2 separate regions of the Homo sapiens genome follow, and region 2 is linked to region 1. A link is a contact called in ENCODE POLR2A ChIA-PET data. All regions are on one chromosome and are shown on one strand. The core of a region is the stretch at or near the end of the contact, and the rest is flanking DNA. Distances in the headings are between cores, read along the strand shown. Region 1 holds the start of KCTD16 (potassium channel tetramerization domain containing 16). Region 2 holds the start of SLC12A2-DT (SLC12A2 divergent transcript).

The links. ChIA-PET counts read pairs that join two places held with the same protein, here RNA polymerase II (POLR2A).
Region 2: POLR2A ChIA-PET joins it to region 1 with 12 read pairs in activated CD4-positive, alpha-beta T cell. The contact joins the promoter of SLC12A2-DT here to the promoter of KCTD16 in region 1. POLR2A ChIA-PET finds 5 or more read pairs at or near these places in 2 of 52 experiments (activated CD4-positive, alpha-beta T cell and activated T-cell).

The regions. Positions count from the first base shown.
Region 1 is chr5:144,168,429-144,175,505 of GRCh38, reverse strand. KCTD16 (potassium channel tetramerization domain containing 16) reads right to left here and starts at 4,633. Exons shown (of 4, transcript NM_020768.4): 1 at 4,497-4,633; 2 at 1,034-1,199. YIPF5 (Yip1 domain family member 5) reads left to right here and starts at 4,847. Exons shown (of 6, transcript NM_030799.9): 1 at 4,847-4,971; 2 at 5,541-5,660. The coding sequence starts at 5,551. RefSeq lists an enhancer at 4,706-4,985.
Region 2 is chr5:128,078,036-128,084,424 of GRCh38, reverse strand. SLC12A2-DT (SLC12A2 divergent transcript) reads left to right here and starts at 1,250. Exons shown (of 4, transcript NR_152813.1): 1 at 1,250-1,455. SLC12A2 (solute carrier family 12 member 2) reads right to left here and starts at 659. Exons shown (of 27, transcript NM_001046.3): 1 at 1-659. The coding sequence starts at 470. RefSeq lists a silencer at 166-995.

The DNA.
Region 1 (7,077 bases), core at 3,384-5,883:
ACTTGAATATATATACATGTGGAGACACAGATGCAATTATCAAATGTCTAGTTGCAATTTTAATTTATATGGATTTCAGTAATCGCATTTTAGATAAATTAGTATATTAATCAGAATTATTGACTTTTCTTCATTCACATTTCATAACACAATAACAATACAGCCTACTGCTTTAGCATAAGGACTCAGGAACAAGTTCAAAATGTCTAGTCTACTATTTTCTACCATAATAATGTTTAACAAATTACTTACTCTGTTTCAATTTCCTCATGTGTCAAATGGGCATTACATGGCACCTACCTCATTGGGTTGTCAGGAGGAGGAGTAATTGAGTTAAAAAGTGCAAAGTGCTTAAAGAAATGCTTGGCACACAAATTCTTGAAGTATAAATAGGTGTTAGCTGTCATATTTTTCAAATGCTTCATTTTTACCTTTGGCATGAGTGGCTTTGCCATCATTAGAGCCCACTTTGAGTTCTCCCGTGCTGTTTTTCATATTATCTCCCCTACTACCCAAATTATTTGAAATACAGACTTCAGTGCTTCAGTGCTTTCACTGAAATTCATATTCCAAGCCACAATAGCCATTCACCTGACATTAGAAAGGTTTGTTACTGAAGAGGGTATTTTTGATCTCTACAATGAAAATATTTACAGTATTTACAATATTGCTTATATGTTATCTTTAAAAGACTTATTTTTAACAACATGCAGCACTTGCAATACTGAAGTCAAGCTTCCAGGAATAGTTATAAAATTGGGGTTAAATTTCTTTGCCTTTTAAAAACCAGTTCTGTACAAAAGCATCCAATGCCATTACGGGCAAACCTGTCTTCCCAAAACTATTCATCGTTCAAAGTAAAATAATTGAAACAAAAGAAGCAGAATTTGAATAACCTAGTACAGGAGACTTGATGAGGAAACTCTTTGGTAGGGGAAAAAAGATAATTTGGAGGAAATATAATTGTCATATTTGGGAAAAGAGGTTACATAGTTAATATATAGGGAGAGTAAAAACAAACACTGGCACTTACATTGGTTTTTACCATTATTGTCAGGTTTCATTGTGGAACTTGACTGAAATACACAGAGCTGCCAGATCTCCACTTCATGTGATGCTTGTGGATATAGCTGACGGTAGGAGAAAACTGCCCATGTTCAAACCATAATTTTCTGGCACAACTTTTCATGACATATGAACTGAAAAACAGAAGGGAAAGAAAGTAACTCTAAAATATCTTAGTTTCAGAGCCATACTAAGAAAATGGAGTTGTTTTGCGTGTGTTTGTGAAGCATGTAAAAGTGTTAGTGTGTATACTAACATGACTGTCTAACTAAATGATATTACTCATTATTAGGATGTCCTTTCCCTTTTTGTTTTGGTGATGGATACATTAGGTCCCAGGGAAGGACTGCGCAGCTATTACAAGTCTAGCTCATGTTGCCTCATCTCTTGACCTAGGGTGAGGCTTTCTACTCCTAATAAAGCCAGCTGGGTGACTTTAACAGAGGACGGCACATTTACCAAGTACTCCAGTCTCCTTTAATATAACTTTCTGGAGCCTATCCCAGAGTGAGGGAGCAATGCCAAAAAAAAAAAAAAAATCCAAAAAGAAATTCCTACGTGACTAGCCATGAAATTAGTGGATGTTCTCAAAATTTCTAAGGGGCATCAGCAGGATACCTTGGCTTACATTTCAAAGTCAAATAAACAATATGCAAAACTTAATCAGGTAACTCAATGTTCTTGCTTGGCTTCTCAATTGGAGCAGAAATTCAAAGGGGAAAATTTAAATAAATACGTTAATTGCTTTCAGAGACAGAAGTAGAATTTGAATAATATCTATATCTAATAATTCATTCCTAAACAGGCAAATTTTTTAAATTTTAAGTTCAGGGGTACAGGTGCAGGTTTGTTACATAGATAAACTTGTATCATGGGGGTTTGTTGTACAGATTATTTCATCACCCAGGTATTAAGCCTAGTATCTATTAGTTATTTTTCCTGATTCTCTCCCTCCTCCCTCCAATATGCCCCACTGTGTGTTGCTCCCCTCTATGTGTCCATGTGTTCTCATTATTTAGCTCATACTTATAAGGAGAATATGTGGTATCTGGTTTTCTGTTCCTGCATTAGTTTGCTAAGGATAATGTCCTGCAGCTCCATCTATGTCCCTGCAAAGGACATTACCTCATTCTACTTTTTATGGCTGTATAATATTTCATGGTGTATATGTGTCACATTTTCTTTATCCAGTCTATGATGGATGGACATTTAAGTTGCTTCCATGTCTTTGCTACTGTGAATAGTGCTGCAATGAACATACACATGCATGCGTAGTTATGATAGACTGATTTATATCCTTTTGGGTGTATTCCCAGTAATGGGATTGCTGGGTCGAATGGTATTTCTGTCTTTAGGTCTTTGAGGATTCGCCACACTGTCCTCCATAATGGCTGAACTAATTTACACTCTCACTAACAGTGTATACGCATTCCTTTTTCTCTAAAACCTCGCCAGCATCTAAATCAGCAATTTTTAATGCTCATATTCTTGTAGCTCATTCAAATTTGAAAGGGATATCCTTTTTGATTCAGAAGAAATAGAAACATCAGAAAAAAACAAAAGAGACTAGAATTTTTTTAACCATAAGATTAATTAAATAGATAATGATGGATTATTGCATCTTATTGATGACTCGAAACACAGCTTCATGGATAATGTAGCTTAAAGAAAGTACAATCACAAAGTTTATCAACTGAATTAGGATATTTTTGAGAGTAAAAGGGAGCAACATTAATAATTATGCTGAGGGTAAGTAAAAATAGGCAGAAAATGGGACAATGGAATTGTCTCCAGCAAATCATAATATGTGGTCATTCTACCTGAAGTTGTGCAGATGATACCTAAACCAATAAATGCTAAAATGATTGATGAAAGGTGGTGAACACTTGAATGAGCAATTTCAGAAATTCAAAAATATAGTTAGAAAGCACAAAAATCTAGTGTTCAGTGGCAAAATAGGGTAGCTATAGTTAACAATAATTTATTGTATAGTTCAAAATAACTAGGAGTAGATTTATAATTTTCTCTACACAAAGCAATGACAAATGTCTGAGGCGACAGATATATCTCAATTACCCAGATTTCATTATTACACATTGTATGCTTGTATCAAAATGTCACATTTATCTCATAAATATGTACAACTATGATGTATCCACAAAAATAAAACAAATAAATTCGCTAATGGGTAAAAACCTCAAAGGGCAGCTGCCTGTTGGTCTCTAGAGTACAATCCTAGGTTTTTTGGTTGGGTCTTACATCCTTTTGTTGTTGCTATTTTTGTTTGGAGGGGAGTGCGTTTTCTGTTTGTTTTATTGGGGTGGGGGGTGTTGAGAGAAAAGTTTTAAGTGAAATTTTATTGTTCCTTTGGAAACTAGTCCCCAACAATGGTCTGGCTTCTTTTGTGAGGGCCTCAGGATTTTGATCCCAGAATATAATGCAGTGGCTCATGATAAATTTTATTGCTATAAACCCTGAAGAAAGTTCTGCTCATTAGTTAATAGCATCTTATTTCGAGTCACAATATTCGGGATTCCACCATCTTGGGAAAGTGATTTAACACAGGAGCCAAAGCAATCATTTTCAAAAGAAAACAATTTAAACATCACTCATCAGTTCACAATCTTCACTTCTTTTAGAACCAACACACAAATCCCACAGGATATTTCCTGGCCCCTTCCTGTTATTCCAGCCTCAACTCCTATGTGGCTCCCCTCACTTGCTGTTCCAGTCACTCAGGTTCCACTTAGAAGAGTGGTTGACAAATTCAGCTAATGTTGCCCCCACCGCCCCCAAGGACATTTGGATTTGGCAATGTCTGGAGAGATTTTTAGCTGTCACAACTTGGTGGTGATGGTGGTGGTGGTTGGTTGGGGGGAGTACTGGCATCTAATGGCTAGAGATTAGGGATGCTACTGCTAAGCATCATGCACAGGGCAGCCCCCAATAAAGAAACATCCTGACTCAAAATGTTAATAATGCTGAAGTTCAGAGCTCGATTTTCATCTTTCCTCAGACCATGCTTCCCAGATCTTGCACACATTGTTCTCTTTGCCTAAAATATTCAGGCTATTTTCCCTTATCCTCCTTTCCCGTTGCCCTTTCTTCTCTTTTCTGGTCTTCTCTAACTCCCACTCACCCTTTGATAACCCTCTTATAGTGGCTTTACAGACTCTTCTTCCCAGATGAATGTTACTCTTTCAAAGAATTATGGAACACTAAAGAATATTAGTAGCAATTTCACATGCATTTGTATGTGTTCGATTACCCCTCTCCACCACCAACTCCAGGTGGGTAGATGTCACCTAGCTTATATTTACCACAGTATCCCCAGCAGCTAGCACAGAATGAATGAATACTTAATAGCTTCACTTACAAAAGGGAAATAGGGTAACCATCTCATTAGGTTGTAAAGATTAAATAATACATACAAACACTTTAGCACAGTGCTTGAATCACAGTAAATGCTGACACCGAGGCATTGTAGGCATTGTAGTTTGTGGACAGGAGAGGGGACTCCGTCTGTCTCATTTTAGCGCCTCCCAGTCTTCCTCCATCACCTAGGTCTGAGAAACTCCTCCTCCTACCTACGAGTAAGCAGCAATTGCTACGCCTGCGCTTTCCTGGTTCCACCCCTAACCAGGCTGCCGGAAGCACTTTCCTCTTTGGCACGGGCCAGCCGCAGGTTGGGTAGATACTGCGCAAGCTCCATACTCGTGTCTCCTCCTCCCGCCCACCGGTGCCCAACCTGCTAACACGCCTGCGCGAGCGGGCGTGCCCCGGAAGCCGTTCTTTGGCCCTGTGACACGTAGCAACGGGGCTGGTTCAGGGTCTGAAACAGAGTTTGGGGGTTGTTTGGGATTAGTGAAGCTACTGCCTTTGCCGCCAGCGCAGCCTCAGAGTTTGGTGAGTGACCCAGGCCCGTGGCACAGTGTTCAGCTTCTCTCCACACCCGTGCAAATGGGCTTGTTGCCGTCTTTCGGCGCCGCGCCCTGGTCCTTTCGCTCAGACCCTCGCTCTCATTCAAGCCCTTGCCCTGACGCGGTCCCCTGCACCTCAGGCGCGACCTTCCAGATTCTGCACTTTTTCCTGGCAGGCCGCAGGCCTTATTTTGCAAGGAAGCAGTCGCCTTGTCAGCTGTAAAGCCCAGTCCTAAGGTGAAAAATCATCTTTGTTGTTATTGATATTTTAGACCGCTTATGGAACCACAACTCCCACGACCTCGCCCCTAATGGAAGGCATATCAGCTCTTTAAGGTGGAGTTGTCTTACTGGGCCGCAACTTAAAAGAATATACATTTTCTTACTCTCTCTCCGCTACCGTCGTTCAAATGCTGCGTACTTTCCGCCCCCATCCCCTCTCCGAATTACTGAAAAAATATTTGTTGTGTTTCTATTTGCTTAAGCAGACTGCCAGGAACGAATTCAGTAGAACCTTGGGCATAAGGAATATTTGCCATTTCTCTTTTATTACAGATTATTTGCAATGTCAGGCTTTGAAAACTTAAACACGGATTTCTACCAGACAAGTTACAGCATCGATGATCAGTCACAGCAGTCCTATGATTATGGAGGAAGTGGAGGACCCTATAGCAAGTAACTTTTCATCTTTGGCAATTAATTTAGTCTACATTGCAGTGAAAACACATATTTAGAATATTTGGTTCTGCCTAAAACAATATGTGAACATGTCCTTTATCAGGAGTATGATCTTTCATGCATAATCTTCTTCCTCTAGAGAGATATGTGACACTGGCTTGGCTTCGAAGGTATTGTTCTATTTAAGAGTTGAGTGTCTTCTGCAAACTCTTCAGGTGTACCATGAATGGAAAAGTAGCTTGTTTGAAGAACTGTTTTCTAGTAACAGTATTTCTGTATTTAGAAGATGATGGGAGCTTCAGGTACCTAGGAGATAGGCTGTTAGTTCATAGGACCAGTGAAAAATTAAAGTATTTTGTTAGTAGTTAAATCAGTCCAACTCTGAGACTTTTATCAGTGCTAATTGAAAGTGCTTAGTGACATTATTTAATGATGTAAGCTCCTTATTACGAATCATCAGGCGATTTTCATACAGCAGTTGATAATCATTTTTATTACTCCTCCTTCTCAAACCCTTATGGTCAGTGCCACACGTGTTATAAGTTGCATACTGAGGAGGTTGACTCAAAGCCGTTAGCCTCTGAACATTTTTTTTTAAATGATCTTTTTATAGTACCTGGTGTTTGTGACAAAAATACATGAACTGAAGGCTTTCTAGCAATCTCACCTAAAACATCATCTCCTTAGTTTCTTAGGACCCTAGAGATAATCTTATCAGCTTCCTGTCAAATAAAGGAGCTTCCTATACTAGGATTGCTTAAACTTTTTTAGATGGTTCTGGATCTCTTTGAGAATCCTATTACAACTGGGCCTCTTTCCCATAAATACATGCATTCACTCAAACACCCAAATAAATGTGCATATATAACTTCAGACAATTCATGTGTTAAATGATGTTCATCATGGATCCCGAATTTGAAACCTCATAAAGACTGTTCCACGATGAGGGCAGGGGAAGGTTATGTATCTGTCAGTTTGTGAGAAACATGCAATACAGGAATGTGTTTGGATTAGAGTGCCCAAGAATTTAAAAAACAAAACAAAATTCAAATTCACTGTGGCTCTGTAATAGTGTCTGTCTTGGTTAGGCTATCCTTTCTAAAACATATAGTCTCTTTGAGTCTGCTTAATTTGGTATATTTTAAGGCTTTGTTTTCCCCTCTAAAACTTAACACATTTGAACAATGGGAGTGAGCATGTCAAAATACCCCGTGATTCATTTCTCTTTTCTGTTACTTAATTACATACCAATGAGGATTTATCTCTTTTGATAAATTAATGGGCAGAGTTGGAAAATTTGTATTGAGGTATTTCCATTCATTTATTTACCTAAATATGTATTTTTGGTGATTGCTCTGTGTATAGGAGAGCCAGAGTCCATCTAATAAATCCTTGCCTAAAGCAGCAACACAGC
Region 2 (6,389 bases), core at 1-2,500, about 16 Mb after region 1:
GACAGGCTGTCTTCAGCCGACGAGGAGGCAGCTGGGTCCACGAAGTTCACGCGGAAGCGGCCCTTGGCTTCCTCGCTGCCTTTAGCCGGCTCGCTCTCGCCGCTGGCTTCCCCGTCCGCGGGGGTCTGCTTGGCCCCCGCCCCAGCACCAGCCGCCGCCGCTGCCGCCGCCGCCGCCGCCGCCGCAGCAGCGGCCCGCCCGGCGTTCTCGGAAACCAGGTCCACCTGGAAACGGCTCTGGCTCGGGGTGGGCCCCAAGGGTCTGCCCAGCCCGTCCCCGGCCGCCGCGGGGCCCTCATCGCGGACCCCGCCGCCGTCCCGGCTCGCGGGCGCAGCATCCTCCGGCACCGAGGGCACAGCCGTGCCGGGCAGTTCCACCCTGGCTGCGGCCAGCGCAGCGGCTGACGGCGTCTCCCCGACCCCGGCCAGTCCCGGGGCGCCGGAGGAGGGCGCCGTGGGCCGCGGCTCCATAGCTGCCCGACCCCCGGCGGAACTGCAGAGCCCGGCGGACGTCTCCGGCAGCACGCCCTCCACACCCCTGGCCGGCGGTGGCCACAGCCGCAAGACCAGGTGAGAGAGTCTTTCTCCCCGCCGCCTGCGGGCCGCCGCTAGCCTGGACGGCCACAGAGGCCACCGGCAGCCGAGCGAGCGCGCGAGTGTGGCGGGCGCGGGGCGGGCCCCGCTGTTTAAAGCCTCGGCGGGGCTGCGGCGGCGGCGGCTCCGGCAGCAGCACGCGGGAGGCGGGGCCGGAGGCTCCTCCGCCCCTCAGCCCGCCCACCCGCGGTCCCGCAGCGGCGCGCGGCTGACGCTCCCTCAGCGATCCGGCCCTCCGCGGCTCCTGCGCGACCCCACGCAAAAGCGCCCCGTGCGAAGAGCGCGGCCAGCCAGTCCGCAAAGGGCCTCGGGCAGTGCGGGCAGCACGAACGGCGCGATCGGGGAGCAGGCGCGGCTACGCTCCGCCTCAGTGATGTCGCCGGGAGGATCTCCGCGCGGCTACCTCCTCTTCCGCCGCCTTCCTCCCACGCCTTCACCTCCCTCCCCCGCCGCGCTCTGCGGCGAAAAGGAGCGGGCTCCCAGGCCACCTCCCCTCTCTCCACCCAGGGGCCGCGCGTCAGTGGACCTGCAGCCCAGGCAACGGGGCTGCGGACGGCGCGCGTGCCCTGCCTCGCCTCACGCCGGTAGCTGATGCTCCCGCGGCAGCTGCCACCCCAGCGCCCCAGCCACGGCTTCAGAGGCTCTCGCACGCTGGCTTTTTTTTTTTCCCCCCGCTTTGGTGAACTCGCAGTACTTGGGCTGAGCCCGAAATCTCGCGAGATGCTGCAGGCGTCAGTGCGGCTTCCCACTAGGCGCGTGGTACCCGAGGCCGGGCCGGAGCCGCAGGCCAGCCGCGATTCCTTCGGGCGATGCTGGGGGCTTTCCGGTCGGGGCCGCAGCCGCTTCCGGAGCCGCGGGCGAGGTGCGTTCCCCAGCCTGGTTTGCTCTGGGCTCTGACCCGCCGCCGCGAATCTCCGCTCGTAACTCCGGGCCTGAACCTGGAGGAGGGAGGATTTCCTCTGTGCAGCTTTCGAGCGGTAGACTCACCCTGCCAGGCAGACCTAGATTGGCATAACCAGAGATCAGTTCCAGTTGTGATGCAGTGGGTGTCTACACACTTCTGATGACACCTTTATTTTAAAAGCTGATGTTCCAAGGTGAGAAGGGAGCTTCTTTGAGACGTCATGTTGTTTCAAGACGAGTTTTAATTTAAGGCATTTCCAAAAGTGATATGCAGCTCATCTCTCAGAATACAATGCCGGCAATAACTACCCGTGGAGTCCTTACCAGGAGGTTTCTGCGTGATTTGGGTTGTGCAGAATTCCTCTGCTTATATAGAAACAGAAAGGTACTCCTCTGCAGGTCTAGTTTCTCTTCGGTAAAATGTAAGGGAATATAACTGTGTTCCCACTTTCTTAGCAGCAGAAATTTTTAAACCTATAGATTATGCCCAAAGTCCTAAGTAAAATCAATGAATGGCGTCCTCCAATTACTTGGTTTTTATTTATGTACTTTTTTTTTTTTTTTTTGAGACGGAGTCTCGCTCTGTCGCCCAAGCTGTAGTGCAGGGGTGCGATCTTGGCTCACTGCAAACTCCGCCTCCTGGGTTCACGCCATTCTCCTCCTGCCTCAGCCTCCTGAGTAGTTGGGACTACAGGCGCCCGCCATCACGCCCTGCTAATTTTTTGTATTTTTAGTAGAGTCGGGGTTTCACCGTGTTAGCCAGGATGGTCTCGATCTCCTGACCTCGTGATCCGCCCACCTCCGCCTCTCCAAGTGCTGGGATTACAGGCATGAGCCACCGCGCCCGGCCCTTGTATTTTTAAACTTTGACTTTATGGAGACGAACACCATCGTTTGCTGAACACTTGAAACATGATGAAAGAGCCACAGAGTTGGCAGAACTGTTTGAAAATGCTGTAAGTAAAAGCTGCAACCAGGCAATTTTCAAAAAATTGTCATAAACATGATCTTACTTGAACTTGACAACTTTTCAGGCTATTTTATTATCTCTATTTTTAAAGACGGTGAGAGGGGAAAACAGCTGTTGCATCAGGATTTTTAAAGCTCCTTTTGAGCTTTAGTAATAACCAGAGGAGGCCAGAAAAATGAGGTGGTCCTTTAAGCAGTGCAGTTTTCTACTAGGGAATTGCTGCATTAGTAGTTGATCCGTGCAGTACCTTTCAGCTCCACAACGAATTCTGCCACTATTGGAATTCAACATTCATTTAGTTGAATAAATACTGAACAGGTACTATGAGCTACTCTGTATTTACGGGATATAGCAGTGAGCAAAACGGACAATCCCATCTCTCATGGAGTTCTTTCTAGTGAGAAAGAGAAACAATAGACAAGATAAATAGGTAAAATACATAGCATCCAAGCAGTGAGTACTAAGGAAAGGGAAATGGGATATTTGTGTGAAATGAGGATCATAAAATTTTCCATAGGATGGCCTCACTGAGAAGGTGATATTTGAGTAAGGAAGTGAGTGATATGAGTTCTTGGGAAAAAAAGTGTCTGAAGCAGAGGGAAACCAAAGACCCAAAGGCAGGAGCATGCTTAGCATGCTCACGGAATTGCATGTAAGCCAGTTTGGCTGGAACTTGCTTAAGAGATGTGAAGAATCAAAGGCAATTACATCAGAGAGCTTAGGATATGGGATGTAGTAGATCAGAATGTTTAGGACCTTTTTTGGCTGTTAGACATACTTGACTTTTTTAGTAGAATAGTGTGTTAGTCAGCTCAGGCTGCCATAACAAAATACATAGATTGGGTGGCTCAAACAGTAGAAATATATTTTCTCACAGTTCTGCCTGCTGGAAGTCTGAGATCAGAATGCCAGCATGATCATGTTCGGGTTTTCTTTTTGGCTTGCAGACAGTACCTTCTCAATGTCTCCTCAGATGATAAAGAGAGCGTTGTCTCTTTTCTTATAAGGGCACCAGTTCTGTGGAATCAGGGCTTTACCCTGATCACCTCATTTAACCTTAATTATCTCCTTAAAAGGACTGTCTCCAATACAGTCACATAGGAGTGAGGAGAGGATTCGGGCTTCAACATATTAATTTAGCAGGGTACACAACAGTCCTTGGCAGATGGCAGGTTATTGGAAGGTTTCAGTGGAGGAATGACATCTGCCATTTTTAAAGGATTCATCTAGCTGTCTTGTAGGTAGGCAAGGGATAAATGGTTGGGTCAAAGAAGCAAGGAGATGTGTTAAGAGGTATTACAGCAATCCAGGAAGTGATGATAGCGCTTTGACCACAGTGGGTATCAGTGGAAATGGGGAAAAGTAGTTGAATTCTGGGGAAACAATAGAATTTGCTGATGGATGTGAAGTGTGAGAGTCCAAGGGTTTTGACCTCAGCAACTGGAAGAATAGTATTGCTATTTTCTGAGATGGCAAAGGAGGTTAAAGGAACAGGTTTGGGTTGGATGAATATCAGGAGCTTAGTCTGAGATGTCTGTTGGAAGAAACACACAAATGTGTATTAATAATAAATAGTAGTCACTCATATAAATTTGTAACTGCAAACAGAAGTTCTAGGGGATAGGAACGTAGTATAAGGAAAATGCAAAATAGGCCAGACTTAGTCAAGACAGAAGTGACTTTTTAGCAAAGGTCTAAAGGAAAATTAGGACCAAATTGTCACTAGAGGGTTTCCAACAAGGGAAATATTGTGGACAAATGCCCTCATGGAGTGAGCAGGGACTATCAAAGAAGCAAGAAGCTTGAAATCAGTTTGGTTAAAGCATAGGGAAGGATTGGGGGCAAAAGTAGTAAGAGATGTGTCTGTATTCTAAAAGCCCTATAAAAGCATTAATGGGTTTCTGGATAGATTGAGGGGCACATAATCAGATTTGTGCTTATTAAAACTCTCTAGGCCTGGCAAGGTGGCTCACACCTGTAATCCCAGCACTTGGGAGGCCAAGGCGGGTATATGGCTTGAGCTCAGGAATTCGAGACCAGCCTGGACAACAATAATGAAACCCCATCTCTACCAAAAAAACCCACAAAAATTCAAAAATTAGTGGGGCGTGGTGGCACGCACCTGTATTCCCAGCTCCCTGGGAGGCTGAGGTGGGAGGATCACTTGAGGTGGGGGTTGTAGTGAGCTATGATTGTGCCACAGCACCCAGCCTGGGCGACAGAGTGAGACACTGTCTCAAAAAATAAATAAATAAAAATAAAACTAGTTATATTATGAGCAGAAGAGTGGAGAAGAGGAAGAATAAGCATGGAAAGTCAGGACACAATTTCACTAATCTAGCTGTGAGTTGATAGTAGTAATAGTAGTTAGCCTTTATAGAGAATTTAGGTCCTGGATACTGTGCCAAAATCTATACATTCATAATCTTACTGAATTCTCGCAACACTATGAAGAAAATCATAAGATTACATCCATTTTACAGATGAAAAACTTGGTTAAGGAAAAAATAAGTAATTCCAACATTAATGAGCACATAAAAGACCTACAAAGGTCAGGAGGTGAGAAGAAAATCAGATGAAGGCATTTGAAAACAGGATCAGCTGTGTTAAATTGGGCCAAGAGGCAGAGAAAAATGAGTTGAATATATATTGACTTTAGTAACATGTATTAGCCAACAAAATGAGAGAGCAATGCAGTGAGGGGAGGGCCACAAACATTCCAGGAAATATCAAAGTGTATTATGTGAAACTTATGAAAAATTTATCAGGAGAGATCTCCTTTACTTAATTGTTGGCAAATATTTCATTGTCAGACTTACCAGGTGTCAGTTTAGAGACTAACCTTGAGAACAGACTTGCTATCAGTGCCGTGGTGGGAACCTGACTGATTTTGCTGTATTTCCTTTTTGCCACAAGGCCAGCCTTTGACATTGTGTGTGTCTGAGTACTTACTAATATTTATTTCATGTAGTTGGAATTTTAGGATTAGAAGTGACTTGCGTAGTTGTTTTCCAAACTTCTCAATTCACAAATGCCAAAGTATCCTAAAAGAAGATATAAATTATGTTAGACCTACAACTTCTCATATCTGCAGCATCAGAGCATGTGAAGTGCAAAGCCATGTAGAACCTTTGAAATCAGCTCTCTTTTCCTTTTTTTTCTTACAGTGAGTTTTAGTTAGACATGCTGTGCTGACATTCTGCATGGTTGTGGCTTTGCTGTTTTATTAGATGGCATTCAGAGTACAAATTGAGTAAATGGTATTTCCCTTGAGAAATAATGTGATTATTCTGTTACAGAAAAAAGAAAAAAGTTACCCTAAAGAAGCTTTTTTATAGGCCTAGCACAGTAGCTCATGCCTATAATCCCAGCACTTTGGGAGGCCGAGGCAGGCGGATCAGATGAGGCCAGGAGTTCGAGACCAGCCTGGCCAACATGGGGAAACCCTGTCTCTACTAAAAATACAAAAATTAGTTGGGTGTAGTGGTGCATGTCTGTAATCCCAGCTACTAGGGAGGCTGAGGCATGAGAATTGCTTGAACCCGGGAGGCAGAGGCCTCATTGAGCCGAGACTGCGGCACTATGCTGTAGCCTGTGCGACAGAGTGAGACTCTGTATCCAAAAAAAAAAAAAAAAGAAGAAGCTTGTTTTTTTTTGTAAGAAACAAAGCTTGTTTATGTAAAAAAAAAAACAAAAAACTTGTTATGTAGTAAATGTTATAATTTTGCTTTCTTACCTAAGTCCCGGTCACCTTCTTCTTTAATTAAAAATATTATAAAGATTTTAGTCAGTCATAGAATTAAACATTAATTGAAATTGTACTGTGCTTTTCCTCTAGACAATATATAAATTCATATTTGTAAATTATGTCTTTCAAAAGAGACAGCTCAAGTTTTTTGCTTACCCAGGTAGTAAATTCATGA